2 separate regions of the Homo sapiens genome follow, and region 2 is linked to region 1. The links are chromatin loops, found by intact Hi-C in ENCODE. Cell type or tissue: gastrocnemius medialis. All regions are shown on one strand. Region 1 holds the start of PIK3R3 (phosphoinositide-3-kinase regulatory subunit 3). Region 2 holds the start of MAST2 (microtubule associated serine/threonine kinase 2).

Region 1 (2,500 bases):
GGCACAATCTTCAGGAGACACAAATCTGCTTTTAGCTATTCAGTGTTCCCCAGCAAGTTAATTAGCTGTTTCTGAAATGCATGGAAATATTCAGCATTTTCATAGTGAAGCCAATCTCCCAGATTTAAGCTTTGGGGGTGGGAATGAGTATGTGAGGAAGAGGGTCTGTCAGGGAAACAGAATAGAGCCCTTTTGGTGAGAGATTCCAACACCTGTGACTTATCTTAGAAATTACACATGCACTGTAATTCCAAGACTTTTTTTTTTTTTAATTGGTTTGAGCACTCGAGCAGGAGGGCTTGCTGAGACCTCTCACTATTTTAGGCGTGGGGAGTTACCTCTGGGTTCAAAAGTCTTTGGGTGGGAAGCACAGAGGAACTGCGAAATGCCTCCCTCAGAAATGTCCAATTGCTCAAGGGGAGAAGCAGGGAGTGGGGTCAGGTAGCAGCCAGGAAGGTTGCAGGGGCCACGGGCACATCCTCTCCCTGAGTGGTAAGGTGGCAAGTGGGTTTGGGGACCATTGCTTTGACAACTTGTCAAGGGTGCGGAGAGGGCTGTCCCAGCAAGGTGAAGAGGTCTGTAGGAAAGGAGTCTCCCCAGAGACCTCCTAAGGACCAGAAGAGCGCGCACCCCGCCAAGTGACAGAACGTGCCCCCTCTGTGTCCGCTCCCTTCCCCCGCGGCCAATCACCGGGCAGAGGCGTCTCACGCCAGCAGGTCCTCCCTGGCTCCTCTCCTTACTCGTCCGGGCGGACCAAGCCTCAGCAGGAGCCCCGCCTGTCTCCAGGCAGTTTGAGCCCCCGAGCGCTCGCCCAGCCTGTCAGTAACCGCCGTTTGCGTTTTCTTCCTTTCTTTCTTTCTTTTTTTTCCTCCTCTTTTCTTTTCCCCTTCTGCCTTTGTCCCGCTTAGTAACTGGGCTCTGACCAATCGCCGCCTTACCGGCCGGCGCCGGCTGTCTCCTGATTGGCCCGCTTGGGGCGCGCAGCCGTCTCCCGCTCCTTCGCAGGAGCAAGGCAGACAAAAGACGCAGGCTCCAGGCTCCGGCAACCGGCCTCAGCCAATCACCACCCACCTTGCCTCTCTTCCCTCGCCCCACTCCCTCCTCGCCTGGCTCGCGTGCTCCCGGCACTGACTCCTGGAGTGCGGCCAGCGCCCGGATCGTACCATTCTGATTGAGGCTGGGGGAGAGCGCGGATGGCTGATTGGGGAGCCGAAGCCTAGAGAGCGGTGGGGAGACGTGAAAGTCGAGATGGAGAGCAGCTTTTTGAACATGTTCTCAGGCACTTGACAGAATCCCGGTACATCGAGGCGGGACGGCGTGGAAGGGGCGGTGGTGATGCCTGCTGTCCCCCCTCCCGGCGCGGTTGGGTGGCGCCTCAGCGGGTGGGCAGCATGGGGCGGGGAGGGTGTCCCCTCCGCGCCGTTAAAATGAAACTCTAGTGGCTGGAGTCCGGGCAGAGCTTGAGGGCAGTTGGTGCGGTCGGGTTGGTTCTTACACCCCGGCGGGAGCGCCCAGACAAGCCGAGCTGACTGGACTTCTCCGGCCGGCCCCATTCCCGAGGCTGCGGCAGCTTCGGTTCCGAGACCGACCGGAGAGGAGCCCGAGTCCCGGCCTCTGGGGGATTCGCTCTCTGCAGACCAGTGGGACCCCGAAACTTGAACGCAATCTCCAGCCCCCTTTTTTGCCTTCCTTTGTCACTTGCCCGGGTTTCTCCCAACGTGTTCTTTTTTTTCCTCTTCATTCTCCCTCCTTCGAAGGACACAAAAGTGGCTTCCGCGGAAAGATTTGGAGGCGGTGGGAGCTTTTCTCCCCGGAGAGCGACTGTGTAGAAAGGATTTTTGGGAAGCCGCTTTTTAACACCTCTGCTCTCCGTCCCCCAAGCCTCTGTGTAATCCTCTGAGGAGAAAAGCCCATAGCTTGAAAGTTCGGGGGCATTTTGTTGTGTTCTGTAGGAGAGAGGGGGAGGACCCTGTTCGGGTAGTTTGGCCGGACTGGTACTGGCCGTTGGAAAACCCGAAGTACATTTCCGTGTGGAACTTTTGCAGATATATATTTTTAGATTTTTAAATACCAGATAAAAAATATATGCCTTCTATATATCTCCTGGCGACCTGCCCCTGACAGCGCGATGTACAATACGGTGTGGAGTATGGACCGCGATGACGCAGACTGGAGGGAGGTGATGATGCCCTATTCGACAGAACTGATATTTTATATTGAAATGGATCCTCCAGGTACTTGGGAGAAAAAAAAAAAGAATCTCGTGATGGGTCTGATTTGTATTTACCAAGAGCTTGCTGATGTTTTCAGGGCAGAAGTATTCCTGGGTGCGCTAGGTTCGGGATGAGGAGATTTGCAGTTACAGCTGCGGTAAAACTGCTTCTGGTTTACACGTTTAAAGTTTGCAGTTAGGACCCTGATCCTATTGTCCTGCGAAGGTGGGGGTGGGGGCTGGAAGTGGGGGTGGGAGGAGAGACCCCTTTTTAAAATTATCATTATT
Region 2 (2,500 bases), 330 kb after region 1:
CCAAAGCTCCAGCCCGGGTCCTCCCGCCGAAGATCCCCTCCCCCACGGCTTCCATTCAGGTTCACCCTCCCGGATCCCAACCCGCCCTACCTGCTCCTTGCCCTCGGGCCCCGCGGGGCCCGTCCGCTCCTCCAGCCGCTGCCTCCCGGGCGGCGCTCGCCGGCGCGGCGGCAAAGACTGAGACAGCTCCGCTGCCCGCTGAACTCCATCCTCCCGGCGGTCGGGCGGCGGCGGCTGCGGTCGGTCGCGGCAGCGGCTCCGCTTCATATCTGCAGCTGGGGCCCGCGGGCGTCAGCGCCGCGACTGTCCCGGCTCCGCACTGCCCCGGGCCGCAGCGCAGCCGCGCCAACCACCACCCGCGGCCACCATGGCCGGACGGGCTCCCTAAGCCACCGACCCCAGCCCGCGGCGCCTTCGAGCCTTCTGGGGCCTCCGGCGCCGCGACCTCCTCTGCGCTCCTCACGGAAGAGACAGCATCGCTGACGCCTCGCCTTCTCCCACCCAGCACACGTTGGGCAGGCCACCCGCCGCCGGCTCAGCCGCCTGCCTACAGCCAGCCTTCGGCCGGCCCCGCCCCTCACGCGCGCGCACCGGGAGCCCGCCCGCCACCTCCGGCCGCGCGCCGCCTCCCGCGCACGCGCCAGCGAACGGTCGCAAAGGACCCGCCCGTGGCCCTGGCGCGCAGTCGGAGGACCAGAAGCGAGCGGGGCTCTCGGCGCGCCGTCAGCGGCTGCGGACTCCCATTGAATCTTTCATTCATCCATTCATGAAACTGCTGGGCCAAGCTCAGTGCTGGGGACCCAAAAATGAGTTCGAGTCGATCGGTGTCCTCAAAGAACTAGGGAGAGAGGGGCCGGGAGCAGGAAGGAGACAGAATAACACAACTAATGAATAGAAGGCTAATGCATGCTTTTTTATTTAGTGCCTGCCAACTCTCACCTAATTCTCACATCACACTTAGGAGGCAAATCTGCGCATTCTCATATTACAGATAAAGAGACTGAGGCGAAGTGAAATGCACCAGGTCACCCAGCAAATCAGTGATCAAACTAGACGGAATTCTGGCTCTTCTGTCCCTTTCCACCGTGTTTGCTCTTTCCGGACAGTAAGACAGTGTGGAAACGCCTATAAAAGTGGAAAAAGTGATGGATTCCTTCTGGGAGGAGGAGAGGACAAAAAAGGCATACAATGAAGTCATCGTGTAGAGCCCAGCCCAGTCTGCTGTGGCCTGGGTAGCCTGACCTGCTGCCTGCAGTGACTCATCTGCTCAGCAACATGTGGTGGTAGCTCAGCTCTGGCCTCCCTCTGGCTTCAGCTGGTCTGCCACATGTTGTGTTTTTCCTCTTTTGACCTAGAAGCCTTGCTTAAAGCCTTCACCCATTTGTCCTGGGCCTCTTCCCTGACCCCTTTCTGAGTAATAAAAATAGCCAACACTATGGAGTGCCCACTGCATACCACACACTGTGCATTCAATTCAGACATACACAAACAAGAAGTAAGTTGTATTTCCATTTTACAGTTGAGGAAATAGGCTCAAATTACATAATATGCTCAACATCACACAGCTTATAAGTCCAGAGCCAGGACTCAAACCCAGGTCTGCCAGATCCGGACAGAAAGACAGTGCGGAAACACCTATAAAAGTGGAAAAAGTGATGGATTCCTTCTGGGAGGCCGGGAGGATGCACATAACCAATGTGCTCTACGGCCTGTCACCAGCCTGCTCCTCTATTCCCTGTCCCAGTTCCTTACCACCCATCCAGTTGCCTCAACCAGAAACCTGGAAATCATCCTGGACTCCTTCCTTGTCCTTTCCTCACATCCAATAAATGAACAAGTCTTATTGCCTCTATAACCTCACTATTTCTCCAATCTGCCTCCTCTTTCCGTCCCATTGGCACCACCTCAAGTTTCATCTTCCCTCACCTACTTGACTGAGAAAGCCTTCAACGGGTTCACTTATGCCAGTCTCATTGTCTTTAAACTCATCCTTCAAAAAGCCCTCACAAGACTCTTCCTATATGTTACTTGCTTGCTTAAAACAATTAAATGGACCGGGTGCAGTGGCTCACGCCTATAATCCCAGCACTTTGGGAGGCCAAGGCGGGCAGATCATGAATTCAGGAGATCGAGACCATCCTGGCTAACACAGTGAAACCCCGTCTCTACTAAAAATACAAAAAAATTAGCCAGGCGTGGTGGTGGGTGCCTGTAGTCCCAGCTACTCAGGAGGCTGAGAACTGCATGAACCTGGGAGACAGAGCTTGCAGTGAGCCAAGATCGTGCCACCGCACTCCAGCCTGGGTGACAGAGCAAGACTCCGTCTCAAAAAAAAAAAAAAAAAAAAAAAACAGTTAAATGAGGCCGGGCACGGTGGCTCACTCCTGTAATCCCAGCACTTTGGGAGGCCAAGGCAGGTGGATAACGAGGTCAGGAGATCAAGACCATCCTGGCCAACACGGTGAAACCCTGTCTCTGCTAAAAATACAAAAAATTAGCT

What was found. A loop is a pair of places that touch in the nucleus more often than their neighbours do. Peaks named below come from ENCODE experiments on the same cell type or tissue, not always from the same donor. Only the 100,000 strongest peaks of a DNase experiment are listed, where the experiment ranks them.
Region 2: a loop joins it to region 1, with 3 times the contacts of the local background. A loop is called at or near these places in 2 of 110 quality-filtered maps.

What each region holds. Positions count from the first base shown.
Region 1 is chr1:46,131,581-46,134,080 of GRCh38, reverse strand. All of the region lies in intron 1 of P3R3URF-PIK3R3 (P3R3URF-PIK3R3 readthrough), which reads left to right. It overlaps PIK3R3 (phosphoinositide-3-kinase regulatory subunit 3), which reads left to right and starts at 1,452. Exons shown (of 10, transcript NM_003629.4): 1 at 1,452-2,234. The coding sequence starts at 2,129. It overlaps LOC101929626 (a long non-coding RNA gene), which reads right to left and starts at 710. Exons shown (of 3, transcript NR_125987.1): 1 at 691-710. RefSeq lists enhancers at 670-899, 2,140-2,189. In gastrocnemius medialis, a CTCF peak has its summit at 1,327; DNase peaks (open chromatin) are centred at 690, 1,050, 1,440 and 2,130; H3K4me3 peaks cover 2,402 bases; H3K27ac peaks cover 2,500 bases.
Region 2 is chr1:45,801,663-45,804,162 of GRCh38, reverse strand. It overlaps MAST2 (microtubule associated serine/threonine kinase 2), which reads right to left and starts at 551. Exons shown (of 29, transcript NM_015112.3): 1 at 91-551. The coding sequence starts at 267. RefSeq lists a silencer at 284-723. In gastrocnemius medialis, no CTCF peak of the experiment used is centred here; DNase peaks (open chromatin) are centred at 642 and 1,252; H3K4me3 peaks cover 987 bases; H3K27ac peaks cover 2,500 bases.